Linked DNA regions of Mus musculus: all the other regions are linked to region 6. A link is a loop called in an ENCODE intact Hi-C map of the cell type or tissue named here. Cell type or tissue: gastrocnemius. All regions are shown on one strand.

Region 1 (5,000 bases), 880 kb after region 6:
GGTACTGAACTGTCCTGGGGAAGGGGAAGAGGGTGGGTGCATGGTAGACAGGGGTCCTTCCATAGTTCTGACCCGAGAAGAGAAGACCCACCCCTCAGGGCCATAGGCAAGCATTCTGCTCTGCAGTCATTCCAAGGTGGGCTGTGTGACCTTGTTCCCATGGCATCTCCTCTCTGAGCCTCAGCTGCCTCACTGGGAGCAGGCCCCACTCCTTTTGATGCTCCCATCTCCTGATGAAGATGCCCTTTTGACGCCCCTAGAATCCAAGAAGACCCTGAGGAGTCTTGGACAAAAGGAAACCACTGGACAGGGACTTCCGACCAGGAGTCCCAGGGGCAGATATTGCGAGCCCGTGATGCAGGCTGTGTCGTCTCATCTGATTTCTACGCATCTGCACCATGTTCATACCCTCCTCCAATCTCACAGCAACCTGAGGGTGCATGCCTCCCTGTAACAGATGGGGACCGGAGACCAAGGCACCAAGTGGCCTCACTACATCACCAAGCACAGCCACCCACGTCTGCCCACTTCCACGGTCACTATCCTTCTCTGGAGCTCTCCACCCTGACCAGCCCCTTCCTCATGACCCTCACCCAAGGATAGCAAAATACAGTTTTGGAATCACACACAGCGGGATTCCCTGAGAACACACCACAAGCCTGGGAAATAAAAGACAAACTAGAAACATGAACCCGTACTCTGAAACCTAAAACTTTGATGAAGCAAATGGTGGTACTGTGGACCCAAGAGACATGAGCTGCAAACTCTGTGCCAGATAAGCAACTATGTCCATAATATGTAAAGAGCTCTGGCATTTCAACAATGAGGAGATGCTTGTCTTCAATAAGCAAAAAGTATGAATAGATGTTTCTATTTATAGATTACGACCCGAATGGCAAAAGAAAACAGGGAAAGATGTTTGACATCAGTTGTCAGCAGAAAAATGTATGTCAAGATCACAGTAAGAGACTCCTAGGGTAGTCAGAATAAAATAATCAGATCATTCAAGAAGTAGGAAATGATAAACAGCCTTTTTAGAAACAGGCTGGGAGCCCCTCAAATAATTACATACAGCACTACCATGTGACCCAAAACTTCCCTGACAGACACACCTATCCAAAGGAATGAAAATACACACCCACACAAAAGTTTCTAACAGGGTCATCCATAAAGCCAGAAGGAGGAAGCCATCCACAGAGGAACCCAAACTCGGGACCTCCATGCATTGGACTATTACTTGGCCCTTAAAAGGGAATAAAGAGTTTGGGGTGTATTATGGAATGGATGCACCCTTGGAACACAATGCCAAACAGGAACAAGCCAGACCAGGAAGACCCCACACTACTGGCTTCCACTGTGTGAGATGACCAGGGATACACAGATCCATGGGACAGAAAGCCAACAGGCAGTTTGGGCAGAAAGGAGAGGCACAGAGATAGACAGACAGACAGAGAGAAAGAGGAGAGACAGAGGGGAAAGGGGAGAGGGAAAGAGAGAAGAGAGAGAAGGAGAGAGAGAGAGAGGGAGAGAGAAGGAGGAAGAGGGAGACAGAGAGAGAGAGAGAAGGAGGGAGAGGGAGACAGAGAGAGGGGGGGGAGAGAGAGAGAGGGAGGGCAGAGGGAGAGAGGAAGTGACCACTAGGCAGGAGCAGGTGCCTTTGGGTGTATCCTCCAGTGAGACTATTGAGCAGTTCTGACCATGACTTACTTGTTCACAGGTATGGGGGACAGAAGTGTACACAGGAGCGCGCGCGCGCGCGCGCGCGCGCGTGTGTGTGTGTGTGTGTGTGTGTGTGTGTGTAGTCCCTCACACATGCCCACCTTGTTTACTGAGGCAGGGTTGGGATGGGAGGAAGGTGTCTTTGGTGAAGGTGGATAGCGGATAGCATCTCTCAGTGGCACCTCTGAAGGACCAGCACACCCAGGTGTGTGGCAGGGATCGAACTCAGGCTTTGGCTTCTATAGCAAGCATTTAACCATGGGTGTCTTCTCCCAGCCCCTAAATGTAATGTTAAACAGGAGCGTTTTATGGTGTGGGGCGACATTCAAACATCAATAAACTGGGAGCGTTTGTCTTGTTTCTTTTCTTTTTCTTTCTTTCTTTTTTTAAGGCAGCCCAGGCAAGCTGCAGGGCGTCGCAACTTTGAAACAAACCCTTACAAGCATCAAGTTCCTCTTTAAAATAGACTAAGCCACATGTCCTGTGGCTGGGGCCCAGCCAGCACACAGTAGGTGCTCACCTGTGAGAGGTTCCTCTCATGCTGGGCTGTGTGGCCCAGGAAAGCCAGGCACACACAGCCCCGGACCGACTGGGCAGGGAGCCGCTCACAGCTGGGTGACATAATTTAGATGGATGTCTCCGGCCATGCGTCGGGCAGGGAGCGGGCGGCCCGGGAAGAGGCCGTGGAGGAGCCCATTACCGTACACGTGTTAACAGCGCATCCTTTGTACCGACAGCGCGGGCGGGCGGGCGCGGGCCGAGGCCGCTCCCCGCATTGTCTGCGCCGCGGCCGGTGATGGATGGGCCAGCCCGTCTTGCCCGGGTATCGCGGGCCGACAGCGACACCGCGTGGCCATCATGGGAACTGCAGTCCAAGGGCGTGTGCGCAGAGAGCCAGCACCAGGCTTGCGTATTGCATTTAGCACGTTAAGGGGACCCACAGGCACATGACTTTTATTACCAAACATAAAGCGGGTACAATAAGGTTCAAGTCCTGCCTCCGAGGAATAATAGAGTGGCGTTCAGTAGGAGCCCAGCCCCACATGCGCCAGGCTCTGAGTCCCATCCCCAGCGCCCCCAAATTGAAAATTAAATTGTTATAAGTTGTTTGGTCGGAGTCTGTAGCATGGCTACTTTGCAGAGGTTCTATTCGGTTCCCTGCACCCACACGATGGCTCACAACTGCCTGTGACCCCAGTACCAAGGATCCCACACTTCTTCAGACCTCCATGGGCTTCTGACACACACATGGCTCGCAGACATATTACTCAGGCACACATGCAAGGAATATTTTTAGTTTTAAAAATATAAAAGTCTTTGCTGTGTGCTGGCACTGATCTGCAATCCCAGAACTTAGAAGCAGAAGCGTGCCTACCACAGATGTAGAGCAGGACCCTGTCTCAAAAGTGGTAAAGCAACCGGCTAGGTGAGGTGGCCAAAAGCAATCAGAGAATACTTTTTTAGTACAAATACATCCCCAACTCCAGAACATCTAACTCTCCTTATGAAAACTAACCTTGCATTGGCTTCTCACAGGGCTTTGCTGGGTGTTGTGTGTGTAAGTCTTGCACTGGGGTGAGTTTGGTCCCCACCCAGTCACCAATCTGCTCCCAAGACCATGGAGAAGCCTGATGCTTTGGGTGGCCAGAATCCAGGAGGCAGCCTAGGGCAGCCAGCCTCGTGAAGGTCCGATGAGTTCCAGTTCCTGAGTTGTTCTGGATACAAAACAGCCCTGCAAGGCTGCCGCCCCTGCCTCAGCACCAAAGCAGCCCTGGCAGCCAGGAATGAGGCACTCAAATCCATATACAGGGAGGGTGCGGCAGGGAGACAGGACAAGGGCACCCTAGACTTGACCTCAGTCTCTTCACATGCCAGAAAGTGACTCATGACCAATAATGAAGACCCTTCGGCAGCCAAGCTCCCAGAACAACCACCTTGGTCCTTAGAAATTCCAGATCTGTGTGACTCTGGAAGCTTTCTGTGCTGCTAGAGTCCTCAAAGAGGAGAAGCCTTGATGTAAAAATACCGCCATAAGCCTATGGGCAGTTTTCTTGATTAGTGATTGATGGGGGCCCGCCCATTGTGGGTGGAGCCAGTTCATTGTGGGTGTGGTCAGCCCATTATGGGTGTGGCAATCCCGTTGTTGGTGGAGCCATCCTTGGGCTGGTGGCCCTGAGTTCTATAAGAAGGCAGGCTGAGGGCTGGTGAGATGGCTCAGTGGGTAAGAGCACCCGACTGCTCTTCCAAAGGTCCGAAGTTCAAGTCCCAGCAACCACATGGTGGCTCACAACCACCCGTGATAAGATCTGACTCCCTCTTCCGGAGTGTCTGAAGACAGCTACATATAATAAATAAATAAATAAATAAATCTTTAAAAAAAAAAAAAAAAAAGGCAGGCTGAGCAAGCCATGGTGAGGAAGCCAGTAAGCAGCACCCTCCATGGCCTCTGCATCAGCTCCTGCCTCCAGGTTCCTTCCCTGCTTGAGTTCCTTTCCCGACTTTCTTTGGTGATGGGCTGTGGTGTGGAAGTGTGAGCAGAATTAACCCTTTCCTCCCCATGCTGGTTGTGGTGTCTCATCACAACAACAGTGACTCTAAGATGCTGACCAAGGAGGTGACTAAATCCAAGCAGTAAGAACCAATCAAATGAGAAACAAGTGCTCAGAAGGGCCTTCTGTCACGCCCCATAATGTGCTTGTCTCTCCCAAATCACCCTACAAAGAATTACCCCTACTTCACAGGAGAAAAACTTGAAATTCAGAGAGGGCAAGTCATCGACCCAAGGTCACACAGTGAGTTAGATGTCTAAACTCAAACTCAGCTCTCTAGATGTCCTTAAAATGCAAGGAATTGTCCTAGAAATGACAAGTTCCAGAGAAGGTAAGACACCCACACAGACTAGCCTCTGTTTTGCACCTTAAAAGTAGGTGTCCCCTCCAGCAACCCCTCTCTCTCCACAGCCCTCCCCCACCCCCAGTACCTCCACTCTCCAGAACAGAGATGGTTGCCAAGGAAACAACATTACCAAATAAGCCCCCATTGTCTGGGGCCCTGAGAGGAAATTCATAAGCCCAACCCCTGCTCATTGACCCCTGGTGACCCCAAGGGAGACACCAACCCTCTCTCCGAGCCCCTCCCCAACCCAGCTCAGCTCAACAAAGTGCACCCCAGAGGGGGCCACAGCCAAGACAGAGCTCCCTGAAATGGCCCAGGTAACTACTAGCCTAGGTTCCAGATGCTTACCTTAGTGGTACCAGCACTTATGGCTTTGTAGGTATGTC
Region 2 (5,000 bases), 430 kb before region 6:
AACAAACCCAGTAAAATAAAGTGCTCAGTGGTCGAGCACTTACCCAACAGATTTAGGTTCCTTCTCTGTGTAGCCCTGGCTGTCCTGGAACTCACTCTGTAGACCAGGCTGGCCTCGAACTCAGAAATCTGCCTGCCTCTGCCTCCCAAGTGTTGGTATTAAAGGTGTGCACCACCACACCCGGCTAGATTTAGATTCCTAACAGAAGAAAAATATTTAAGACTGTGATATAAAAATCCAACCTAAGTGGGTGGAGATGGTACATACCTTTAATTTCAACAACCAGGAGACAGAGACGGGTGGATGCCTGAGTTTCAAGCTAGCCTGGTCTACAGAGCAAGTTCCAGGACAGCCAGGGCTACACAGAGAAACCCTGTCAAAAAAACCAAAAAAACCCAAAAAACCCCAAAAAAACAAACAAACCAATCCAACCTAAGCTTTTGGCCCACTGTTCTGTTCTACAATGTGTGTGTGTGTGTGTGTGTGTGTGTGTGTGTGTGTGTGTGTGTGTATGCAAGTATTGTGTAGGTCAGAAGTCATTTGTGTGTTACTCCTCAGGCAACACCCAACTTTTATTTTATTTTTAAAATGACATTAATTACTTAGAGTGAGAGAGTACTTGGTTGGGTGTGTGTGGGTGTTTGTGTGTTGTGTGTGCCCCAGCAGCTGTGTGGAAGTCAGAGACAGCATGTGGAATTGTGGGGATTGAACTCAAGTTCTCCTGGTTGTGCACCACGCACACATGTACACAAACACCTTATGACCCCAGGCCTTGCCCTGTAGCAGCTCTGTGTGTCAGTCTCCACCTTTGGGCCAGTTCTGTGAAATAACTAACTAGACCTATATCCCCTGCAGGCTTTCTAGTGACCCTTGACTGATACACCATGGAATGAAATGGAAACTGAACAGGCTGGGTCAGAAGGTCAGGGTTTAGGCGATTGCTCTGCTGCAGATCTGTGTGATCCTGGGGCATTTTTACTAACTTCTACCAACTAGCGGGGTCATTTTCATCCCCAGAAATAACGACAGCATGTAAATAGCATGCTAGATAGAAGCAACTGTTGCAATACTTGGAGTATGATTACATTATTTTTTTTTATTTTGTTTTTTCCGAGACAGGGTTTCTCTGTATAGCCTTGGCTGTCCTGGTTGATTACACTCTTGCTTAAAGCTATCTTCCAAAGTCAGTTCTTGCATGACAATTAAGGCCAAGAAGTGATTTTCTTCCTTCCTTCCTTTTTTTTTTTTAAAGACTTATTTATTTTATGTTTATGAGTACACTGTTACTCTGTTCAGACACACCAGAAGAGAGCATCGGATCCCATTACAGATGGTTCTGAGTTACCCTGTAGTTGCTGGGAATTGAACTCAGGACCTCTGGAAGAGTTCTTAACCGCTGAGCCATCTCTTTACCCCCCCAGCAAGTGTTTTCCTTCTCATTTCCCCTCTAATGTGGCCGTGTCCTCCTTGGGGAAATTAAGCATATTTATTATCATTTTTCCCTTTACCTCTGACAGTGGCTTCTATCTCTTCCATGGCGGCCTCACTTTGGGCGTCTGCGAGTCTTTCATTGATTTCCATGATTTCCACAAGGAACTGACTGTCTGCTTTGTAATCTGTCCCTTCAGGAATTTCTATTCCCTGGAGCTTTAGCTATTGGGGAGGAGCACAAAGAAAAGGAGTTTGGTTAGGAAACATTCAGTGTTAAGTAAATACTGCTCACTCCTTCAGAGTACACGGCACTCCTGGGGGAAGCCTTGAGTGTCAGGTGAAATGGAGCCCAGAGCCTAGTACATGCTAAATAAGCACTGTGTCCCTTCAGAAACTTGAGCTGTCCTAGTAACAGTGAGTGCTGGTATAGGACCTCACTCTGCTGAATGTACCATCAAAGCGATGGTTGGTACCTCACACATCTCAGATGTTAAGTGAGTCTTTATAAACTTTCCCTCCAGTTCTAAAATCGCCTAGATGTCCTTACAAAAAGACTCCCAAGTACTCTTTTTTTCTTTTTTCCTTTTTTTTAGTTTTTCTTTTTCTTTTCTTTCCTTTTTTTTTTTTTTTTTTTTTTTTTTTTTTCCGAGACAGGGTTTCTCTGTATAGCCGTGGCTGGCCTCGAACTCAGAAATCTGCCTGCCTCTGCCTCCCAAGTGCTGGGATTAAAGGCAGGCGCCACTATGCCCAGCCCAAGTACTCTTATCAAATTCATTGAAAATAGTTAAAGCAATAGTTAAAGCACTACAATCAGGGGTGACATTAGGATATGCAAAAGGATCCAGGTCTGGCTTGGTGTGGGGCTGCATCCCAAGTTACTCAGGAGGCTGAGGCAGGAAGATCACATGTCAATTCCAGCCTGGGCAGCTGAGTGAGACTGGTTCAAAAAGTAACAAGGCAGCTGGGGATATAGTTGAGTGGATTCAAAACCTAGTACCATCAAAGCGAACAAGCAAACAAATGGAAGCAAGCAAATGAAAGAAAATCCAGTAATCATCAAGCAGGGGCCATAGCTCAGTTCAGAGTGCTTCCTTAGCACAAGGCACTAGGTTCAATACCCAGTACTGAAGGAAAAGAAAAATTAGGAACGAGCTGGATGTGGGTGTGGTGAAGCAAGAGAATTAATAACCTGGAGCCAGCCTGGGCTACAACCAGTGATGTTTTCTTTCAAAGGAAAATACAAACAAACAAGATGGATTTACAAAGAACACTGATTATTCTTGCATAAAAATTTAAAATTTTTTTTCTTTCTTTCCTTTCCTTTTCCCATCATTTGCTTCCTGGACCAGGCTAGGTCTCATACAGAGGAGTCCCAGACAGATGGGTTGGGAAATCACCTTACAAGATATAGTCCTCTGGTCAGGGGAGCCTGAAGAGTCTTATAGGCATCATTCACCAGGGTGGAGTGCTTGTCAGAGAAGTGTTTTTCAGTCTGTTCACAGAAGTAAAAACAGTTTTATCATTACAAGAGCTGGTCAAGCTGGCGTGTGTTCCGTTATCTGGGAAGCCAGATAAAAGCTGGGAGGAAATGACAGCTCTGGGGCCTGGCTGTCTAGGGGCAGGCTGCCACAGGGTGGAGCTAGCAGCCCAACTCTTTCCCAGAGCAACAGAGCTACCCACCCAGTTGTGCCCATACATGGGGACTATTGGGGGGAGGGTCAGTAAATACCTGAGACTTTTGGCTGAAGAAATCTGGGTGGACAAGCCGCTGCAGTTGCTGGTACCTGTGCTGAAGTTTCGTAACGTCCACCCTGAAGGAGCGGTTGCTGGAAGAAAACCAGATATCATTCATAGTTCCAGCCATTTACTACAGTCTGGTTCTGCTCTCGGGGAGGATGCAATAAACGCGTAAACAAAGGTTATTTTTAAGACCTGGTAGCTGCAATGAAGGGAAACAGAACAGGTTCGGAAGAGGTGGTATAGGTATGACATCAGAGAGGAGACCCAAAGGAGCGAAGATCAGAAAGGGACATGAGCGGAGAGACGACACTGACCTGGCTGGAAGGTCGATAGCTTGACGCATTAAGGGAGGTTAGTGTAATGCATGGTAAACTCTTGGTGACTGAGGGTCTCTATAGGTTGGGCAAGAACTTTAGTGTCAAGCCACTCCCTACTGCCAGGCCTCTTTTTATTTTTTATAAAAAAAGATGGATTAATTTATTTAATCTATGTGAGTACACTCTTGATCTCTTCAGACATACCAGAAGAAGGCATCAGATCCCATCACGGGTGGTTGTGAGCCACCATGCGGTTGCTGGGAGTTGAACTCAGGACCTCTGGAAGAGCAGCCAGTGCTCTTAACCACTGAGCCATCTCTCCAGCCCCTTTTTACTTTTTTATTTTCTAAAAGATTTATTTATTTATTATATGTTAGTACACTGTAGCTGTCTTCAGACACCCCAGAAGAGGGTGTCAGATGTCATTAAGGATGGTTTGTGAGCCATCATGTGGTTGCTGGGATTTGAACTCAGGACCTTCGGAAGAGCAGTCAGTGCTCTTAACCGCTGAGCCATCTCTCCTGCCCCACTTTTTTATTTTCTTATTGGTTATTTTCTTTATTTACATTTCAAATGTTTTACTTTTTGAGACAGAGTTTCTTGTTCTGTTTTTTGTTTTTTTTTGTTTGTTTGTTTTTGAGACAGGGTTTCTCTGTATAGTCCTGGCTGTCCTGGAACTCACTTTGTAGACCAGGCTGGCCTTGAACTCAGAAATCCATCTGCCTCTGCCTCCCAAGGCGTGGGCCACCAACATCACCCTCAAGACAACACTTTAGCCTTCTTTATAGGTGGGCTAACAGGTATGTCATTGGGTCTAGAGCCTTGGCATTACAAAATTTGGGTGTGGGAGAGGGAGAGGGGGAGGGGGAGGGGGAGGGGAAGGGGGAGGGGGGAGAGAGAGAGAGAGAGAGAGAGAGAGAGAGAGAGAAATAGAGCTAGAAATACCTTATAGACTCCAAACTTGCTATATAGCCAAGTTTAGCAACTTAAAAAAGAAATCCTGGGTGTTACTCAATTGCCCAGGGCTGAAAATTTTGCTCCTCCTCCTTTAGCTTCCTGAGTAGTTGGAATTACAGATAGAGACTACTATACAGAGCCTTTGATAACTAGAAGCAGGTATTCTTTATTTATTTTTGTTTTTTTAGAGAAAGGGTTTCTCTGTGTAGCCCTGGCTGTCCTGGAACTCACTCTGTAGACCAGGCTGGCCTTGAATTCAGAAATCCGCCTGCCCCTGCCTCCCATGTGCTGGGATTAAAGGTGTGCGTCACCACTGCTCAGCTTTTTTTTTTTTTTTTTTTTTTATTCTTTTAAAGCATAGTCCTGGGATTTGAACCCAAACCTTGGCTAATACAAGGATGTGTTTTATCACCACTATGAAGTAAGGATTCAGCACTCCTTTCTTTCCAGGGAGTGATTCCAACTGAGTCTGTGCAGTCTGCTACTGTGCAGCCCTGACTGTAGGATGCAAACTGGACTCTGTATCTTTTTGCTTTTGTCTGGAGGTTGGGATCA
Region 3 (5,000 bases), 620 kb before region 6:
TGTCTGCCATTTCCTCTTCAACTGACAAGACAGGAATAATCCCCCCAGCTATCTGTTCAGTCTGCTGGCTCATGGGATGGCCTTAGGCGGTGGCCACCACGGTCCTCCAGGTCCCACCAAGGCCTCACCCTGAAGAGTGTGCGGGGGAAGAGGTAGTGGCTTTCCCACTGAGGCTTCTCCAGTGGTTTTGCTCCTTCCAGCTGCACAAACTTCATGAGTGTCTTGAGGGCCAGTTCCTGGGATGCAGAGAAGAGTGAGCGTGAGGCCTCCACCCTTCAGGAGGCCCCCAAAGCTCCTCTAGCCTCAGGGAGGAGCTCTCACAACCAAGCTTAGGACCGGGCCAAAAACCAGGAGAGAAAGGAGGCCAGACCCCAGCTTATCTCGCTCCATGTTACATGTGTGTGCCGATGGTGACCTGGGATAGAACTCTTAACAGAACTTGGCTTGAGGCATGTACACAGGGTGGGCCTGCAGGGGAGGCCACCTAACTATTCCCTTGTCCCCCCCAGTTTTGGAGGTGCCTCAACAAATGTGACAATGTACAAAGCAGATCTGCTGCCTGGAACTAGGGTTACAGACTCCATGTCTTTAGGTCCGGATGATTCACAGCACACAGTGGAAAAGAACAGCAATAAAGATGTCTAGGTAGAAGTCTCTCAGACAAGTGAAGGAAGAGATGCTCGCATCAAAGGCCTCTACCCCTGTGCTGTGAAGTACTTTAGAGATGAGAGGAAAAGCTGGGCTAAGGGCTTCAAGACTCACCTTGACCTGGAAGGTGGGATGGGCCAGGAGTTCCTCTAGGCGGTTACAGCAGCTGTGGTATCGATGTCTTATCCACACCTTGTATTTGTATGTGGCTCCCTGGGACCCTGGGGACAGAGTTAGGAGAGCTAACTCACACTCATATTTATGTGTGCCAAGCCTGACCAAGGTCCCAAACTCAGCCCCAATCTTCCGGCTGTTTCTCATCTTCACAGCTGTAAACTATTTAAGATGCCAGACCGGGGCTTGGGAAAGACGATTTCTGAGCCCTGCAAACTGGGAAGGGGGTATTGAAATGTAGTTCCTCTCGCTTTGCCTCAGAACCTGGGTCTCCCCACTAGGACAGAGACAGTATCAAACTCGGAAATGGCGCAAATAAAACATGGGTGTGTGTGTGTGTGTGTGTGTGTGTGTGTGTGTGTGTGTGTGTGTGTGTGTGTGAGAGAGAGAGAGAGAGAGAGAGAGAGAGTGTGTGTGTGTGTGTGAGTGAGTGAAAACGGCTACGTATACGGATTCACGCAGTCCTGGCAAGTATACGGATCTCAACTCGCTTCCTGAGCTACAATGAGTGACTGCGTCGTCCTCCCAGATCGCATGGTCTATGACAAGGCCCTGGCTCGGGGGTGCATCCTAAGTTGACAAGGCGTCCCACCGGAACTGCCTAGCGGAGAGTACCCCACGCCCTCCAGGTCACCCACCTGCCAGGGCCGTGTCTTCGCTCGGCAGCGAGCCCACGAACAGCTCTTCCCGCTCCAGCAAGGTACCGAAGAGTCGGCTGCACGTGCGCACTCCTTCCTCGATTTCCTCGGGCTCCTCGGACTGAACACGGGGAGGCCCCGACAAGGTGACGCTCGGCCCCGTCGCGACTCCCACTGACCTGGCCGCCCCCAGGTCCGCCCCTGCGGCTCACCTGAAGCACAGCCAAGATGTCGAACACCGCGTTCGCTTGGCCACGACTCGTCAGCACTGCCTCCAGGAGGCGGCCGAGCTCTTGCCTGGAGCTCGCCGAAGCTGGGTGCCGCTCCATGCCGCCGCCGCCGATGCTGCTCCCGGTTCCTGGAAACCGAAGTGTGCGCCGAGCGGAGTCGCGCCCGTGACGTCACCCGAGCCTCTAGGTCGCGGGGCGGCGTACGTCATCAAAGAGCGCCGGAGAGGAACCGCGGCGTGGGGCAGCTATGGCGCTGTTCCACATAGCGCGGTACGCGGGCCCAGAGGCCGCGGGGCAGGGGGATACGGACGCAGAGGCGGGCAGCCGGGCTCGAGTGCTGCTCGAGCGGCTGCAGAACAGAGCCCGTGAGCGACAGCAGCGGGAGCCGGAGCTCGAGACCACAGGAACGGCCGGGGAAGGGGAAGCGGCAGCAGCAGGCAAGCGGCGACGGCGGCCCCGACGGCGGCGTCGGGTGAGCGGCTCGGCGACTCCGAACTCGGAGGCTCCTAGGGCGAAGCGGCGGAAAGCGGACAAGGACGTGGACGCAGGTGGGCCGTGAGTGCGCAGTGTGGACGGGGCATGGAGGCTCTCTGTGCTGCTGGGTTGACATCCCCCTACGTTGTGCTGTGTCGCTCAGGGAGAGGTGAGGAGGCTCCGGAGGAGCTCAGTGCCGGCGCAGAGGACCCGGGTGCGAACCCTCAGGAGGATGTCCAGAGACCCCCGGCTCCAGGCCGGGTGCTGGGGGACTTTGCAAGAAGAAAGACGCCGAAGGTGAGTGAGCCTGTGCGCGGTTCTTTTTGTCCTCCCGGGACTCTTCAGTTCTTAGCCGGGGGGTGGGGGGGATTTCGTTTTGTTACGTGACCTTAACTACTGAAAGTGGGAGGTATGCATGGGACACTCTTGAAACTGAAATCCAGACGGATAAGAACTTTTGGGATAAGCCCCGTGGCGTGCCTTGCTGTCCCTGTTGAAAGCAACATTTCTTGGTGCATGAAGACAGTTTGCTGGGTTGGTAGGCTTATAGGCAAAGTATCCAGATTGTGTTTAGTGCACTAGGATAGGGTGTCTGCTGGTCCGGGTGTCTTGTCCAAAGGTTGCCAGAGTGGGAGGTGGTGAAGGGTTGAAGAAAGACTGGTTAGGGTCTCTTAATGTTGTAGTTCCTGGTTTCTAATGACTCCACAAGCCTGGAGCCTTCTGGGGGACGTTTGCGCTGCTTCTTGCTTTCAGGTTCAGCCTTTCCTGCCAGCATGGTTGGCTAAGCCAAGCTGTGTCAAAAAGAGTGTCACCGAAGATCTCACTCCCATTGAGGACATCCCTGAGGTTCACCCTGACCTGCAGAAGCAGTTGAGAGCTAATGGCATCACTTCCTACTTTCCAGGTGCCTAAGCCTTGGACAAATGATGGGGTGAACTCCCCGAGGCAGCTTTCCCTGGGCTGTTAGAGCTGTAGTGTCAGGGTTGTGGTTTAGGGGTCCCCACTACACATCAGATCAGCGAGCTTCCATATTCTTGGGTTCAGGTCCTTGACAATTTTCCAGCCCTGGTGGCATCTTTGTCCGGGAGAATTCCTGGGTGAAATGGTATAACACGGCCTATACTTGACACACTCCTTTCCTTCTCTCCTTCCAGTCCAGGCAGCTGTGATTCCCGCCCTCCTCGAAAGTGCTGACCATGGGTTTCTCATAGGCAGAGGTGGCTACCAACCTAGTGACCTCTGCGTCTCTGCCCCAACGGGCAGTGGGAAAACACTGGCCTTTGTCATCCCCGTGGTACAGGTGAGTATGAGGGCAGATTCCCCGCTGTAGCACAACAGGGAGGGTCCCAGTGGCACAGATGGTCTCTGTCTCTGCAGGCCCTGTTGCATCGAGTGGTCTGCCACATCCGTGCACTGGTTGTACTTCCCACTAAGGAGCTGGCCCAACAGGTATTACAGCTCTGCGTCCAGAAGTCTGTATCCCCATCTCTAGTCGCCCTGCATATACATGCTACTTACCTCTTGACCTCCTGAGTCACACTCAAGGGTCTTTGCTTAGTCTGCCTTAGGCCAGTGACGGACTCCTTTTGCAGGTGAGCAAAGTATTCAACATCTACACAGACACCACGCCTCTGAGGGTTGCCTTGGTGACTGGACAGAAGTCGCTGGCTAAGGAGCAGGAGAGTCTTGTCCAGAAGACGTAGGTGTGCCAGGCGGTGGCCTCTTGAAGAGGTCATTCCTCAGCCCAGCTGGTGTCCTTTGGTTGGGGTGGTGTCCGTGCTTTACATGCGAGCTTGGCGTTAGATGGCCCCGGGAGGCGCTTCCTTCCTCTGAGTCTCTGTGGTTTGCAGAGCAGATGGTTTCCGTTGCCTGGCCGACATTGTGGTGGCCACACCTGGCCGCTTGGTGGACCACATTGACCAGACTCCAGGATTCAGCCTCCAGCAGCTCCGCTTCCTGGTAGGCCACCGTCTGGACATTGAGCCTCTAGCTGGGGTGATCTCGACAGGGAGTCTTCATCCAGCCCTGGCTCTTGTCTGCTATAGATCATTGATGAGGCTGACCGGATGATAGACAGCATGCACCAGTCCTGGCTGCCACGAGTGGTGGCGGCAGCCTTCTACAGTGAGGGCCCCACGGGTTCCTGTGCCCTGCTCCAGAGGACACAGCCCCAGGCTCTGACTGCTGCCAGGTACCCTGCCTTGCATGAGGGCCGGCTCCTCCAGGTGCTGCTCTCTTTCTCAGCTCCCTGGCTGGCCCTGTCTATAACAGGGATCGGGGTGGCACAAGGAAATCTGTCACCCTTACATGCCCTTCCTTTTCCAGCACCTGTGTCCCCCAGATGCCTCTGCAGAAGCTACTGTTCTCAGCCACACTGACCCAGGACCCCGAGAAGCTGCAGCGCCTTGGCCTCTACCAGCCACGGCTTTTCTCCACAAGGCTGGGACAACAAAGTCCTAAAGACACAGCTGAGGTGGATGAAAACTCGGGGAAGTACACCTTCCCCGTGGGGCTCACGGTGAGCAAGGAGGACCTGTGGAGCAGGCTAGGGTGTGGGGGCAGGCTGGTGCCTAGGTCCAGGGCTCCTGGCTAGCGCCTGCTGTCCATCTCCCACAGCATCACTATGTGCCGTGTAGACTCAGCTCGAAGCCACTCATTGTCTTACACCTGGTCCTCAGGATGAGCTGCTCAAGGGCTCTTTGCTTCACCAACTCCCGAGAAAACTCCCACAGGTAAGGTGAACTAAGGTGGGTGGAGCCAATGTACACTAGACTCTCGTAACACCTGGCTTCTATTTCTTCTCTGCCCAGGCTGTACCTATTAGCACAAGCTTTTG
Region 4 (5,000 bases), 500 kb before region 6:
TGGGGAGGAAGATGTGGAGTAGACCTTCAATCCTTTAGTACTCAGGTGGCAGAGGCAGGTAGATCTCTTTTGAGTTCGAGGTCAGCCTGTTTCAGGACAGCCAGAACTACTCAGTGAGACCATGTGTTTTTTGTTTTTTTGGGTTTTTTAAAATATATAAATAAATTAAGGGGGTTAGAGGGGGCTGGGCACTGCAGCAGGAACCAGCACTCCCAGATACGCAAGAGACTGAGGTAGGAAGATAACCTGAGGCCAGGATCTGAGGCCAGCCTGGGACACAAAGATTCCTCTCAATGGCAAGTAAATAAAAACAGCCAGGCATGATGTCTCACACCTGCAAACCCAGTATCAAGGTGGAGGCATCTGGATTGCTAAGAATTACAGACCAGCTTGGACTACTTAATGAGTCTAGTCCAGGCTGATTCGGACTTCCATGAGACTTTTTGTCTCAGAAAACCTAAATACGTAAAAAGAAGATTTAAAGTTAACATGTGGTTTGCCTTGTGGCCATCCAAATTGTATAATTCATATTCATTCATTCATTTTCTCTCTCTCTCTCTCTCACACACACACACACACACACACACACACACACACACCCAGGTACAAGAATCGCGGATCTTCGTGAGCTCAAGGCCAGCCTGGTCTAAATGGCGAGTTAAAAGGCCAGCCAAGGCTCCAGGGTAAGACCCTGACTTAAAATGGAAAAGCGAAACAAAACCAAAACCGAAACAAAACAAGGACCGTTTTTGCCACACGTATAATCGAGAGCACAAGTGACAAGTGCCAGGGATGAGCGCAACCCCCAATTCCAAGTCGCGGTGCTCCAGGATACTGGACCTAGGGACAGACCTGCGGAGACAGCGGCTCGGCGGCTGATGGTACACCTCCGAGCCCCGGCCCGGGGAGCTCTGCCAGATCCCCGGCGTCCTTCCCGCTCTGTCTCCGCTCAAGGCTCTACGTCGCGAAAGGAAGCCCCGCGCGCCGCGGACCAACGGTGCCGCGGGCGTTAAGAGCCCCGCCTTCCCGAGCGCTCGGAAACGGCCGCGCGCCTGCCCAGAAAGAACGGCGCACTCGAGAGCGCTGACCAGAGAAGGGCCTTGCTGAGGCCGGACCACGCGCCGAGCCACCGACCGGTCCCCTCTCAGCGCCGCCCGGCCCCTCGGCCCCGCCCGCCCACGACAAAGCGCCGCCGCGGCCTGGGCCCGCCGCGACGCCAGCAGCAGCAGCACCGCTAAACACAACCGCTCGGCACGCCGCCGTTGCCGCCTACCACCCACCGTCCCGCCTCTCACCCGCTGACGCTATCCCGTTCGCTTGCACCGCGAGCAAAAGCCGCGCTCCGCCGCGTCAGGACAGCCGGGAGGCTCGAGCGCGCCGCAGCCGCTCGGCACATCCGGGTCCACGGGCACAGGAAGTAGCAGCGCCGGTGCTACGGCGCGCGGCGAGGGACTAACGGTACCTATCCTGTAGGGCCGCTCGCAGCCGCGCGGGGTCGCCTGAAGCTGAGGCGCTGCTGACGGCGGAGGCAGGACCGAAGCGGCTTCTTAAGCAGGCGGTTAGGGGCGGAGCTGTATGCAGGAGGTGCGTTGGGCGGAGTTTGGAGAGCGGAGAGCCACCTCAGGGCCGCCTCCGAAAGGCCTCATCCGTACGAGGCGGGACCGCTTCGGACAGGACGAGGGGAGTCGGCGCACGCGCAGGGAAGGGCTGGGGGGGCTGAGGCGGTGCACGCGGGCTGGGGCGTGGCCTCATGGGTACAAGGCGGAGCCTCAGGCCTCGGGGAAGTTCCGGTAGACTCGGGAAGGGGCGTGGCCTCGTCAGTTGGGGGCGGACCCCGAGTTTCACTCAGTTACGCCACCTGGCGACTCGCTCCAGCGGGGGAGGCTGTTTAGGAAAGCTCGAGCGGACCTGATCGCATCCTCTGGGTGTGCTCCGCCTCCGTGGGAAATAGGGGACTAGCCCTATGAACAAAAAGGCGCCTGAGGCGCAGTGAGCAGAAGTCTGAAAATACATCCAGCATCATTAGACATCACAGAAATGCAAAAGAAACCACGACCCAAGAGGAGGTAAGATTGTAGTACGAGTTTGAAAAAGATTTTATATATATATTTTTTGTTGTTGTTGTTTTGTTTTGTTGTTTTGTTTTGTTTTGAGACAGGGTTTCTCGGTGCAGCCCTAGCTGTCCTGGAACTCACTCTGCAGACCAGGCTGGCCTCAAACTCAGAAATCCACCTGCCTCTGCCTCCCAAATGCTGGGATTAAATAAAGGCATGCACCACCACTGCCCAACAAAAGATTATAATTTTAAAAACACTATAAAAAAAAGGAAGAAATTAACTGAGCTTCGTGGCACAAGCTTGTAATTCAGTGGATCTCAGCCTATGGGTCACATATAAGATATCCGGCATGTCAGATATTTATTTCCATTACAACTTATAGCAGTAGCAAAATTACAGTTATGAAGTACCAATGAAATATGGTTGGGGGTCACCACAACATAAGGAGCTGTATTAAAGAGTCACAGCATCAGAATGTTTGAGAACCACTGCTATAATCCCAGAACTTGAGGCTGAAGCAGCAAGATCTGGGGTTCATGCTGGCTTCATCCATTCATCATGTTTGAGGCTGTCCTGGAATACATGAGACCCCATCTCAAAATAAAAAACAGGAGGGAAATGTGTTAGGAAGGAGCCAGTGGAAGTTGTAGGGAATAAGGGGAAATGAAGAGAAGGTGGATATGACCAAAACATACATGCATGAAACTCTAAAATAAAGGATCTTTTTAAAAGCTCAAGATAGGGGTTGGTGAAATGGATCAGCAGTTAAGAGCACGGACTGCTCCTCCAGAGGTCCTGAGTTTAATTCCCAGCAACCACAGGGTGGCTCACAACCATCTGTAATGTGACCCAATGCTCTTCTGGTGTGTCTGAAGATAGCTACAGTGTACTCATATACATGAAATAAACAAATCTTTAAAAAAAAAAAAAAAAGTCCAGGATAACTGGAAAGTTGGCTTAGCCATGAGAGGACCTGAATTCAGTTCTCGGAACCCACATCAGGTGGTTCACAACCATTTGTAATTAGCTCCAGATCTGACAACCTCTTCTGGCTTCCACAGGCATTCACATATACACATGACACACACACATACACATGACATACACACAAACACACACACACATTATAATTTTTAGAAACTTACAAGGGTTTCTGAGCACTGCTGCTTTTGCAAAAAAAAAAAATGAGGTTCCTAGCACCCACATTAGGGAGCTTACATGTACACACACTCACACACATACTTTTTTAAAAAAGATTTTATTTGTTTAATTAGGAGTGTGCACGTGTGTCTAAGTGTGGGATATGCATACATGAACGAGTGTCCTCAGAGGCCAGAAAAGAGGGCTGAGTCCTCTAGAGCTAGAATTATAGGTGGGTATAACCTGCACAGCACGGGTGTTGAGAACTGAACTTGGGCCCTCTGTAAGACCAGCAGGCACTTGTAACTGCTAAGCCATCCCACTAACCGCCAAAATAAATTGTCTATAAGTGTTTTGCCTGCCTGAATGCAGCCTGTTGGATCATCTGGAACTGGAGTTACAGATTGTATGGAGCCACTATATTGCTGCTGGAAAGCAAACCCAACTTCTCTGCAAAAAAAAAAAAAAAAAAGGAATACCCATTTTGAGGACATGACCCCTCCCTGCCTCACGGAGCTGTTACTCCTCTAAAACTGCTTGCTCGCCATTCCGAACAAACCAAAAATGCAGGTCATGGGATGAAGCCATCTGTGTAGGTCTAAGGGCCCCATAACACTGACTATGCTAGAGATCTGAGAATGCCTTCACCCATAAAAGGCGAGAGAGGTCTGGGAGGAGTACACTGTGGACTGAAAGGGCATTCCAAACCTAGTGCTGAGTAAGTGGCCGTGGCTGTCCAGGGATGAGGGATACATGGTTAGCACATAAGAAAGGAGACCCAGTGCCGGGCGTGGTGGCGCACGCCTTTAATCCCAGCACTCGGGAGGCAGAGGCAGGCGGATTTCTAAGTTCGAGGCCAGCCTGGCCTACAAAGTAAGTTCCAGGACAGCCAGGGCCATACAGAGAAACCCTGTCTCGAAAAACCAAAAAAAAAAAAAAAAAAAAAAAAGGAGACCCAGAAGGAGGTGAAGAATACTAGGGCATAAAGGTGGGGGCTGCTGACGCACGGTCCCCCTTGAGGTCTCCCAAGAATAGGCAGCATGAAATCACCAGTGTAGCCACTTCAGAGAAAACCGGGATGGTCTCAAAGGACAGGTCCGGATGGAAGGAAGAGAGTATCAGCAGCAGCCGGGAGCAGACTGCTAGTGGCTACATCTACTGCCTGCCCAGCCAACCACACCCCGTGCTGACCTTCTGTGCCTACCCCTCAGCTATCCCGAACACAGCAGTGTTGCACTCATCTCACAGCCAGAAAAGGAAAATAGGCAAAGAATAATTCACTAAGCAAAACATATTTAATAGGAAAAAAAAAATCACTTTTTTTAAAAAGTGCCCTTTCATGCTAAGGTGTATACACACGATGCATGGGCTAAAGTCGGCAGCTGATTCCTGGGATGAGAATTTAATATCCTGAGGTTATGAAGCCAGGCTACATCCACAAGCCAGCCCCCGAATTCTTGGCTCCCCCCCGTCCTGAGTGACAGGCAGGTGCAGAGATTCCAGCCTCAGCACACACAGCAGTGGCAGGATCTACAGTTTCAGTCAGTGTCTCCATCCCCTTCACTGCCCTCCAGGGAACTGGGGACCTGTAGGAAAGGGCAAACAGGAAAAGGACCATGAGACCTAACCTGGAAGCACTCCCATGTGTGGGCCTTGGGAAAAATGAAGGAATCCTGGGTACAGTGCCAAGTGCTTGTTGCTGAGCAAAAGCACTGGTGGGGCACACTCCTTTAATCCCAGCACTTGGGAGGCAGGGGCAGGAGGATTTCTGAGTTCGAGGCCAGCCTGGTCTACAAAGTGAGT
Region 5 (5,000 bases), 630 kb before region 6:
CACACACCTCTGTCACATCTTTAAGGTTCAACCGATGTCCAAGAATCTTGTTTCCAATAAACCAGAAAGGAGCCACCAAGCCTCCAGGAAATGAAGCAAACGCTTGCACATAGATTCAAGATGAAGTCAATAAAGCAGTGACAGACACCGGGAGTCAAGCAGGTGACAGATGTGAGGAGAGTGGGCGTCACAGAGGCCTACCAAGGACTAAGGAACAGGAGTATGGGAGGGAGCTTCCACTTTGTTTGACACAAGCCGAGGACTCTTGAATAAAAAGAGCCCTCGGTGTGAGCTGAATTCCTACTCCTTGGTGGTCCCAGTCATGTGGGACTGAGATATTGCTAGTATTCAAAGGATGTTTTTATAAGGGCACAAAGTCCCAGTATAGATAAATGAACACCCGGGAAAGAGCCTTTTAAACCTGGCGGCTGATGAAGGAAACAGTTGGTCAAATACTTCAGAAGGGGATCTGGAAGCACAGATTGTGAGCCCCTAGGAACTACTGTCCGTTCTGAGTTGGTAGCCACAACGTAACTCATACAGGCCTAGGGTTCACTGTCACCACAGCTCAGAAAGCAATGGATGGTAAAGGGAGATGGGAGAATAGGCCCTTCAGGGGGACACTGACCCCAGAGAATTAAGAACAGGTAGCCGATCTCACCAGAGAGGGAACAGGCTCTGGTAACTGTCACCGGCTAAAACCAAGCCTGCTGACTTGTTTCCTAAGTGGGAATAGTGACCAGCCTCTTCTGATGGTTGCAAGGCCTGCTTATGGCTGTCACTCAGCTGCCCCTAGATCTCCTTATGGTTGGATGCCAGCCACAGCCTTCTAGGTCTGAGTAGACAGCCAGCAGCTGCTACAGAGGTTCCTACCTCAGGGGGACCCAGCCCTGACCTAGGAAGCTATTTTAAAAAGAGTTATCTGTGTCCACCAAGCCAGCCCAGCTGTAGAATAAATGCTGTTGTACTTTGTATATTCAGTTCCAAAGCAATTTGCACTCTGGCCACTGTACTAGAAGGGACACAGGCACAGACTACAGAAGGTATTCCTGAGCTAGCAGCTTGGCTCTGTGATGGTAAGAGTGTAGCTTTTTCTAGCAGCTACTGACCTAGAGGTGAGACCCTGAGAACAGATGAAGTTCCCTAGGGAGCATCCATGTACCCCAACCTCTAGTGGGGCAGTCATTTTTAGCTGGGGATGTTTGCCAAAGCACCAAGCATGGCTGTTATTTGGGAAGTATGTCACTGACATCTTCGTCCCTATAGCAAATTTGCTAAGTGCCAATTAGATGCTCAAGTGTCTCCACCTCCCTTCGGGCATGGGATTCATTACTTGTGAGTATGACTCGATTGCCTGAAGTATTTGCATCTCTAGGTAGAAGACAGGAGGGACAAAGAAGAAAGGACGAGGAGGAAGAGAAGAGTCATAAGGTGAAGCCATTGCACATTGAAAAGGGAGACTTGTTAACGCACAATAACTACTCAGTAGATGGGGCTGCAGTGAGCCCCTTATATTCATTCCTCTAAGACTCAAGAAGAGAGGGGGCTGGAGAGATGGCTCCGTGGTTAAGAGCACTGACTGCTCTTCCCATGGTAGCTCACAACCATCTGCAATAGGATCTGATACCCTCTTCTGGTGTATCTGAAGATAGCAACAGTGTACTTATATAAATAAAATAAATAAATCTTTAAAAAAAAAAAAGACTCAAGCAGAGAGGCCTCTCCTCTGCCTGTGTAGTCATAACAGAATACCTGAGAAATACTAACTAGGAAAAACAAATTAACGATCTGGAAATTCACAGTCAAGATGCCCTCAGTGAGGGCCTCCTGCTTCATGGTCACATAAGGTAGAAAACACACACACTGTTTGTATTCAAATGTTAGTACTGGTTCCTCGAGAGAGTCTCCTCACCCCACCCCACCCAGCAGACTACCTCGTCCTCAGGTGATACCATGTTGACCTCCCATTTTAACTGCCAATAAAAGGCTAGAGCCTGTGATTGGGCAGTGGAGGGGAAAAGGTGGGACTGGAGAGGGAGTAGGAGGCAGAGGAAGAAGGGGAAAGAGGACAGAGGAAGAAGGAGGAGGAAGCCATAATGGGCCAGAACCGCATGGCTGGGAGAAGCCGCAAGCAACAAGGGGTCTCATAGCTGGGGAATAAGTTAGTAGTATATTAGATTTTCCCAATCCACTCCCCTCAGCCCCATATAAATAACTAGGGCTGATCTCTAAAGGTGCACCAGGATGGAAATTAAACACCAAATGGGTCTAAGGGGTCTACAGACTGAGGCTCCCTCTCCAAACCCCAAGCAAACCTCAGCAACCAGTGGCAGCGCCCCTGCCCTGAGCTGGACATAGGCAGCGCCATAACATGGTTTGGGGGGGGGGGGGTCCCTGCGCCTACAGAAGAACCAAGGACCCTGGGGCACGACTGCCTGAGAAGCAGCCTGCAGTCTTCACAGCTGAGGATCAACAACTGAAAACACACACACACACACACACACATACACACACACACACACACACAATACAAAAAACCAAAATCTAACTTTCCAAAGCTTTCTCTCACAGGCACAGCTGGCTGATCTGGGTATCTCTACCCCGAGCAGGCCTTCCTGCGCTCGCTTTTCCTGTATCCCCCACGTCTAAACTGGACACGGAACAGCCAGACCTGCTCTCCCGACTGCAAGCTGCCTGAAATCAGTGCACATGCTGCCGACTGCAACCCAAACAAAAGCCAGAGAGAGGCTCAGAAGTCCCACGTCTTTCTACAGTTAGCCACCACCACCCACTTCCTGCGAATAAGATTCCGAGAGGACTGCAATGTCCTGAATCGAACACCAGGGGGAGACAAAGGTACAAGAAGCTCCAGATCAGGTACTGAGAATTCAAAATTGACAATCACAAAAATTAGATACCTCCTTTAATCCCAGCACTTGGGAGGCAGAGGCAGGCGGATTTCTGAGTTCAAGGCCAGCCTGGTCTACAGAGTAAGTTCCAGGACATCCAGGGCTATACAGGGAAACCCTGTCTTGAAAAACTGAAAGAAAAGAAAAAAAGAAAAGACTGGGCAATACAGCCTAAAGAAAACACAAGAACTAAAGGAATTTGTAGGTCATGCTAAGCAACAGAGAGAAGAAAATGAATACAGCCTAGAGGAAAATCTGGAACGAAAGGTACAGGATTCTATTGGTCAAGATAACAGAGAGAGGAACATGAAGGTTAGAGACAGGAGCTGGAAAAGATGCTAGAACAAAGAATGCAAAATTTCACAGGTCAGAATGAGCAGCAGAGAAGAAGAAATGAGAATTGGAAGTGAGACTTGGAGGAGAATCTTCTAAAATTAATCAGTCAAAATAAAATAGACATCACAATATCAGGATTACAACATAAAGAAAAAATAAGGTGAAGGGGAGCTCTGAGCAGGGGGTGCAGACACTTAAGGAACAGGAGGAGCAACAAAAGGAGAAGTCTGAGGCATGGGGGCAAGCTTTGGAGGAGAGGTTACAAAAAGATATTATTAGGTTGAACAAAACACCAGGATGACAGAGATACAAGCGCTAGAGAAATATTGGCACAGGGGCTGGAGAGATGGCTCAGTGGTTAAGAGCACTGACTGCAGCCGGGCGGTGGTGGCACGCACCTTTAATCCCAGCACTTGGGAGGCAGAGGCAGGCGGATTTCTGAGTTCGAGGCCAGCCTGGTCTACAGAGTGAGTTCCAGAGCAGCCAGGGCTACACAGAGAAACCCTGTCTCGAAAAAAACAAAAAGACTGGAAGGATGTGGTAAAAGCAATATGAGAACCCGGGTCACCTTTATAATGGTGCTTGTGGTGGAGAGAAGAAGCAAAGGAGATAGCCCAACAAAATAAAGCCAGAGGTAAGAATATTTCTGAAGTTCTGCTGCTTGGGGAAGGTCATTTTGCTGAGCTAGAAGTAGACGCTGAATATGATGAAAGCTTGATGTTATGTGCTAAGGCAGCCTTAAATGCTTGAGACGAAGTCGCAGAAAGAGTAGAAAGACTTGAACCTTTTTTTTTTCAGGCCAAGCAAGGTCTAAAAGAAACATTCCTTGACTTTTTCCAAAGGTTGTCTTTATCTGTGGAAAGAAGTACATTGGATCCATTAGTAAGAAAGTCCTGAATCAAGACTTTATCTTTTGAAAATGGGAATGCTGAATGCAAAGAAGTAATCAGACCATTGAAGGCAGGGTCAGCATCAATAGAAGAGTGGATTAGACATACAGTGGATGTTAGACCCCGTTCACCTGATATGACCTTAACAGGAGAAGCTGCCACTAGAGGCCTTGAGGCCATACAACATTTCTTAATCGTGGTGAGCAAGGTTATGTCAAAAGAAACTTCAGAGAAACTGGGCAGTGGTGGTGCACGGCTTTAATCCCAGCACTTGGGAGGCAGAGGCAGGCAGATTTCTGAATTCAAGGCCAGTCTGGTCTACAGAGTGAGTTCCAGGACAGCCAGGGCTACACAGAGAAACCCTGTCTTGGGAGAAAAAAAAAGAGAGAGAGAGAAGCTTCAGAGAAAACCAAATTAATTCCAAAAGGGAGCCCAAGCCTCCTGGGATATGCAAGAGATGTGACAAAGGCCTAGACACTGGACTAGGGAATGTAAATCAACAACAGACAAATGGGGTAACTCTTGACCAAAAAACTCCCAGGGTATGGGGTGGGGGGGGCTCTCGTAGGCCCCAATGCCAAACAGGAAAAATTCTCTTCCTCAGGACAATTAAACACCACTGTTGAAAATAGATATTATAAGACCAGATAACAAGGTTAAGACAAATTCTGTAGATAATTCGAAAAGGGCCCCAAACCAATATTTTGGCAAACTTCTATAGAAGATCAAAGGCCCAAGGTAAGAATACTAGTAAACAATATTGAGATCAAAGGAATGGTCAACACTGGTGCAGATGTCACCATTATCTCTCCGAAATCTTGGCCTGTAGGTTGGCCACTTCAAGAGGTAGACATCCAATTTCAAG
Region 6 (5,000 bases):
CAAGCTGGTCCTCCCTCCCTCTTGGCCGTGGGGGTGTCCCTCTGTCTTAGAAGGACTCAGCCAGATGCAAGGAGGTGTGGGGTTGGGCTAGACTTGGCATCTTCTCCACCTGGGTGGCAAGGGATAAGATTTTGGCTTGTGATCAAGAACAGCAAGCCCAAAACTAGATGCAGGCCTCACCAGGCTGTAGTTGACACCTAGTAGACACCTTCTCAGTCCTAACATGTGCACAGACCCCCCCCCCCACCATGTCCCTTCAGTGTGGCAATTAAGGACCACTCTGCAAACATCAGCTGGCTTCCTGGTATGTGGGCAGCATCGCATGGCTGATGGCCCTCTTGCCAGGCAAGAGCGAGGCTGAGCGTGGAGACAAGAGTGTCTCCTCATTACTTCTTAATTCACTTTCCTGTCTACAATATGCTAATCCCTCAAGACTGTATAGAAGACTGGGAGGTGGACTCAGCTCAGCAGCCCCAGAAGCTCCCTACCTGAGGCCCTGTCCCAGGGATGACACTCCCCAGCTGCAGGTGACAGTGAGTGCTGGAGATGCCGCTAAACCCCAACTCTGCCCCCCACAGCCCATGCCTGGTAACTCCAGCCCCAGCCGGATATGCTAGTGCTGTGGGTGTCAGCCCCTTCGGAGGTCAAATGACCCTCTCACAGGGGTCACCTATGACCATCAGAGAACACAGATATTTACATCAAGATCCATAACAGCAGCAAAGTTACAGTTATGGGGTAGCAACAAAAATAATTTCATGGTTGGGGGTCACCACAACATGAGGAACTGTATTTAAAGGTCGTGGCATTAGGAAGGACAAGAGCCAGTGTGCAGGTGGGCCTGCAGGTGCTTCCGGTCCCCATGCTGACTACCCCCACCCCATGCCTGAGCATTCACCGTTCACAGGGAGTGGTGATGCAATCCTGGAAGAGGGCCTTGCAAGGTGGCCAGCACTACGTGACATGTCACTCCCAACAGAGTGGTGGCAAGATGGGGTTCATCCCTCACCCATACCCTGAGGCAAGTGGGTGGTCTCCAGACCCCCACTCACACAGTCTTACCCCTTCTCAGGATGCTAAGTGGAGTCAGATAGCCTCTACGTGACCCTGCCATCCACTCTCTCCATAGTCTGTCCCCTCTGTATGGCCCAGAGGAGTCCCAGGCTTGTCATTACTGACTCCAGATCTTTGCCTGGCATTGGGACATGACCAAGTCTGGCTTTCCTAGCTGAGTACTCTCTTCTTCGAAGATTCCCTGGTGCTTTGGGTATAGAGGTCTTTGCCTGCTCCCTTGCATTTTTTCTCTGGGTCTGTCTGCCCAACCCCACCCCCACCCCCGCCCTGGGCTGCACATCTCTAGAGACTGGATTTGCTCTAGGATTTCTTTCTCCACCCCCGAGGTGCTGGCTACCTTGCTACTACATACTTACATGTGCCTGACTCACTTAACTGGAGAGTGGGGGAAGGATAGAAGGGTCCTTTGGTCAGGTACCACCCCAGCAAAGAGAAGGCACCTGTGATGCTCAGCTGATGCCTCTAAGCACCAGCACAATGTAGCACTTCCCTGATCTCTGTTGACCCTTCTTCCCATAGCTGTAAAGGGCACGGTTCAAAGGAAACTGGGAAGGCTTGCCCCACCTTCTCTAACTGGCCCTGGAGGAAAGTCCCTCTGGCTTGCTCTCTCAGGCAACAATGGAATAGCTGTCACTGATAGCAGGCTTACAAGGAATCCAGCTGTTCCAGCTGCCTGGAAGAAGCAGTCACCCAGAGCCTCGTAGCTACATGAAGAGGCAGCACAGGATCTGACCTGTCAGATGGAAAGTCTGTGGTCCAGTCTCCCAGACCCCACTCACCCTCCTTAGATGCTGGCCCTGGGCTTCTAAAGCTCCAGCAAGCACTCACCTGTGTGTGCTTAGGCTCCTCCAGGCGCAAAGCAGGATCATTCTGGCCCCTGCGGACAGCTCCTCCCAACATATCTGAGGGGTCCTTGTGAACTCACAGGGAGCAACGCCCCGTGGGCTTGCTTTGGGGTGTAGAGCCTCTGCAAAGGGCTGACCACGTTGCTGTCATGGATAGGTGAGAAGGCTACTGCCCCTGCCTGTAGTCTCACCTCTCCATGCCAAGCACAGGTAAGGTCAGTGGGCCCCTATGCTGCCCCCGAGCAGCAGTGTCAGGAGGGACAGATGCCAGCTCCCTTGCCATCCCAAGCTTCTGCGGAAGGTGGTGGGCTCAGGGGCACAGCAGCGTCTGTCAGGGGAGACCAGGCTTAGTCACACCAAGCCGACAGCCGCCTCTTCCAACAGTGTGTGAACAATACGCCCTGGGTTGCACCTGCCCTGCCTCCTCCCTGCACAGCACAGGCTGCTGTGCTCTGCAGTCCTCTAAAGTGGGTTCATAGCCAAGGAACCCCCTCTTCCTGGGGCTGAGCTGTCACTTAGCTGTCCCAAGTGGAGCTGGGACTTAGCTGTCACTGTCCCAAGTGGAGCTGGGACTGGATGGCAAGACAGTGATCTACCGCCACCTGCTGGATCTCTGTGATAGTGCAAGTCCAGTGGCATACAAAGCTTGACCCCTGCCCTGCCCAGGGCAGCTGCAGAGATGAGAGACTGGAGAGGGCCCCTGAGGACTTCCTTGGGGACCTGGCCTGCTGCTGGGTCAATGGGAAGTGGGAAGGTGCCTGTCCTGTGCCAGCCCTGAACCCAGCCCCCTTGTACAGCCAGAAGGGAGCCAATGCTCTGCTCAAGCACGTCTTCAGAGAACAATGTGCACATCTCTCCTTCGGAGAGCACTGTCCCTGGATACAGAGTGTCTCTCCAGGGTCATCTGTACACCAATGGCTCTGGTAGCAAAGCTATAGCACACCCTGTCACTTGTAATCATATTTCCCGAGTAGAGGGGAATGGCTGCACCCCAGGAAATAGGTGGGACGGGGAAGACCTAAGGGAGAAAGTAGAACACAGGAGCCACAGCCGGGGAGGCACACAGGCCCCCTCCAACTGGCCCCGGAGGAAGCCCTCTGGCAACAACTGAATAGCTGTCACAAAACTAACAGGCAGAGCACTTGCCATACAGCCTGCTGCTCTGTCTGGCGTCTGGCACAGTTCGTGCCAGTGCAGGTCCTGCCGCATACCGTGGAAACAATACACTGCTAACACTCGACAGTCTCACAGAGTGTGCTACCAGCTGGCCACGTTGAGGCCACGAGCCAGGCTGCCAGGAGGATTCTGCCACCTCCTCCCCATTTACCTGCATGCTTAGTGGAGACCATGGTTCTGCCTAGCAGTACTTAATAACCTAAACATATTTTCTGAATCAGTCAGTAGTTGTCCTTGTCACCCTTTGAGAGTATGACTCCTGGAGGTCCTGGGGGTTGAAGATGCCTCTGTGTTAGTGAAACTGCCCCTAATAGCTGCTCAGAGTGCCCCTCCTCTACAGGCAACTTTCCAATCAGCTGCTCTCAGGGCACCCCTGTGAAATGGAGAGTCCCTGTCAGGGTCTGGCTGGGTTTGGCCAGCAGATCCTTGTCTTGTCACTTCAGCAGTGAGTTCACTGCTACTGAACGTCATCTTCCTTGTCAGCCTGGCCGCTGCACTGACCCTTCCTGACCCCTGTCTTTGACGGAGCACAATTGCGCCATGCGGGACCAGCACTCTGGGATGTTTGATTACATAGCTGACACCACAGAGATGCACGCACGCTGTTCTGTACAGAACTCAATGTTGTATGACAGTACCCCTGCAAGGGGCAAGCACGAGCTGGAGGTGACAGGCATGCTGAGAGGCCCTGCCTCTGGGCAACCAGAATGATGGAGGGTGAGCTTGATTCCAACCCTGGTCCTGTCTCCCCAGGAGCTGCCAGAGCATGACAAGCTTGTTCAGTGGTACGGTGTCACCCAGCAAGGATGGGACCTCCTCTCTGCCCAGGAGGCAGAACTCACTGGCCAAGCCCCCACTCCGTGCCCTGTACGATCTGCTCATCGCACCCATGGAAGGGGTAAGTGGCTCCTGGGACATGACACCCCTTCGTATCAGAATGCATTTGTTTTTCTGCTTGGTGCGCATGCGCACCATCACCCCCCCAGCGGATTTTTTCTGTTCAGTGTGCATGTGCACCCCCAGAGCACTCCACGGACATGCATTCTTCGCTGGCTGCTTATAGTCAGGATGGCAGGTCTGAGCTTGTGCTTTGCTTTGCTCTGCTCTACATGGGCTGAACGCATTTGGCTCAGTGTCCTCGTGTGCTCCTCGTCTGGTCTATAGGTCATGAGGCTCAACGTGTCAGTGCTAGGAATGAATGCCAGCCACGCCTACCTAATCTTAGATGTTTATTTGGATTGACCCAGGCCACCCCCTTGCTCTTTGCCTGGGTCTCAAACACAGAACCAATGTCTGGTGCTAAAGACACCAACTACAGCCTACCTTGCCCTCTTGCTGGCATATCCAAGCCACATGAGCCTGCCATATCCCTGCTTAATTCAAACAGTGCTCTTGGGTGGTACAGGGACCTTGGTGGGTCTGAGAATTTAGGGGCCAGTTTCAGGCAGGATAGTCACAGACAGCTGTTCTAAGGAGGCAGGAGCATCCCTCAGCAACTCTCTCTCTCTCAGGCACCGTGTATCCTTAAGAGACCACAGTTCACATATGACTTCTCCATTCCCTGAATGGGCACCTCCCTGGTCCTCCAGCGGTGTTTCACCTGGCCTAACAGCTGTGGGATGACTTTCCTGTCTTCTGGCAAGTGACCCTGGCCATCCTTCCTGATGTCTTTTCTCTGTAGGACTGTGAGGACCATCTAGAGGACATGTCGGGTTTGCACAGGGCAAGGTGTACAACACATTAGGGCTGCAGGCAGGGACTGTCACCTGGGCAGGGGGAACTGCTGTGTCCAGGGCCCTCCTCAAGGTCCCTTCAGGAGTTCCTGTCTGAAGCCTTCTCCTGGAAAGGCCAAGCCCCTCTTCCCTTCATGTTCCACCCTGTCCCTTCTTATCTTCACGCTCTCCA

What was found. Hi-C counts contacts between places; a loop is a spot of excess contacts. Peaks named below come from ENCODE experiments on the same cell type or tissue, not always from the same donor. Only the 100,000 strongest peaks of a DNase experiment are listed, where the experiment ranks them.
Region 1: a loop joins it to region 6, with 9 times the contacts of the local background. A loop is called at or near these places in 16 of 42 quality-filtered maps.
Region 2: it touches region 6 in a loop (3-fold over the local background); 11 of 42 quality-filtered maps call a loop at or near these places.
Region 3: it touches region 6 in a loop (5-fold over the local background); 3 of 42 quality-filtered maps call a loop at or near these places.
Region 4: a loop joins it to region 6, with 15 times the contacts of the local background. A loop is called at or near these places in 13 of 42 quality-filtered maps.
Region 5: it touches region 6 in a loop (4-fold over the local background); 5 of 42 quality-filtered maps call a loop at or near these places.

Annotation. Positions count from the first base shown.
Region 1 is chr5:112,151,424-112,156,423 of GRCm38, forward strand. It overlaps 1700016B01Rik (RIKEN cDNA 1700016B01 gene), which reads left to right and starts at 4,804. Exons shown (of 2, transcript NR_166436.1): 1 at 4,804-4,931. In gastrocnemius, no CTCF peak of the experiment used is centred here; a DNase peak (open chromatin) is centred at 2,535; H3K4me3 peaks cover 1,341 bases; H3K27ac peaks cover 1,808 bases.
Region 2 is chr5:110,833,147-110,838,146 of GRCm38, forward strand. Hscb (HscB iron-sulfur cluster co-chaperone) reads right to left here. Exons shown (of 6, transcript NM_153571.2): 2 at 3,161-3,257; 3 at 2,834-2,923; 4 at 1,509-1,653. Among named protein-coding and RNA genes, the nearest start is that of Hscb, 4.1 kb to the right of the region's middle. In gastrocnemius, a CTCF peak has its summit at 3,062 (motif pointing right); a DNase peak (open chromatin) is centred at 3,066; H3K27ac peaks cover 411 bases.
Region 3 is chr5:110,651,551-110,656,550 of GRCm38, forward strand. It overlaps Noc4l (NOC4 like), which reads right to left and starts at 1,832. Exons shown (of 15, transcript NM_153570.2): 1 at 1,673-1,832; 2 at 1,461-1,581; 3 at 763-869; 4 at 129-236. The coding sequence starts at 1,789. Ddx51 (DEAD box helicase 51) reads left to right here and starts at 1,901. Exons shown (of 15, transcript NM_027156.3): 1 at 1,901-2,238; 2 at 2,328-2,461; 3 at 2,918-3,068; 4 at 3,319-3,464; 5 at 3,542-3,613; 6 at 3,757-3,863; 7 at 4,015-4,123; 8 at 4,210-4,355; 9 at 4,490-4,682; 10 at 4,781-4,896; 11 at 4,975-5,000. The coding sequence starts at 1,938. In gastrocnemius, a CTCF peak has its summit at 1,936; a DNase peak (open chromatin) is centred at 1,879; H3K4me3 peaks cover 2,491 bases; H3K27ac peaks cover 1,229 bases.
Region 4 is chr5:110,769,197-110,774,196 of GRCm38, forward strand. Ep400 (E1A binding protein p400) reads right to left here and starts at 1,521. Exons shown (of 52, transcript NM_029337.2): 1 at 1,296-1,521. It overlaps Pus1 (pseudouridine synthase 1), which reads right to left. Exons shown (of 6, transcript NM_019700.4): 6 at 4,471-4,783. The coding sequence ends at 4,736. It overlaps Gm15559 (predicted gene 15559), which reads left to right and starts at 1,753. Exons shown (of 2, transcript NR_152254.1): 1 at 1,753-2,066. In gastrocnemius, CTCF peaks have their summits at 1,467 and 1,878; a DNase peak (open chromatin) is centred at 1,670; H3K4me3 peaks cover 2,249 bases; H3K27ac peaks cover 2,103 bases.
Region 5 is chr5:110,636,890-110,641,889 of GRCm38, forward strand. No RefSeq gene overlaps it. Among named protein-coding and RNA genes, the nearest start is that of Noc4l, 14 kb to the right of the region's middle. In gastrocnemius, a CTCF peak has its summit at 2,831 (motif pointing right); a DNase peak (open chromatin) is centred at 2,821; H3K4me3 peaks cover 248 bases.
Region 6 is chr5:111,267,347-111,272,346 of GRCm38, forward strand. Ttc28 (tetratricopeptide repeat domain 28) reads left to right here. Exons shown (of 23, transcript NM_001267622.1): 14 at 3,849-3,993. Among named protein-coding and RNA genes, the nearest start is that of Gm35628, 35 kb to the left of the region's middle. In gastrocnemius, a CTCF peak has its summit at 2,538 (motif pointing left); DNase peaks (open chromatin) are centred at 9, 2,530, 3,114 and 3,472; H3K27ac peaks cover 2,337 bases.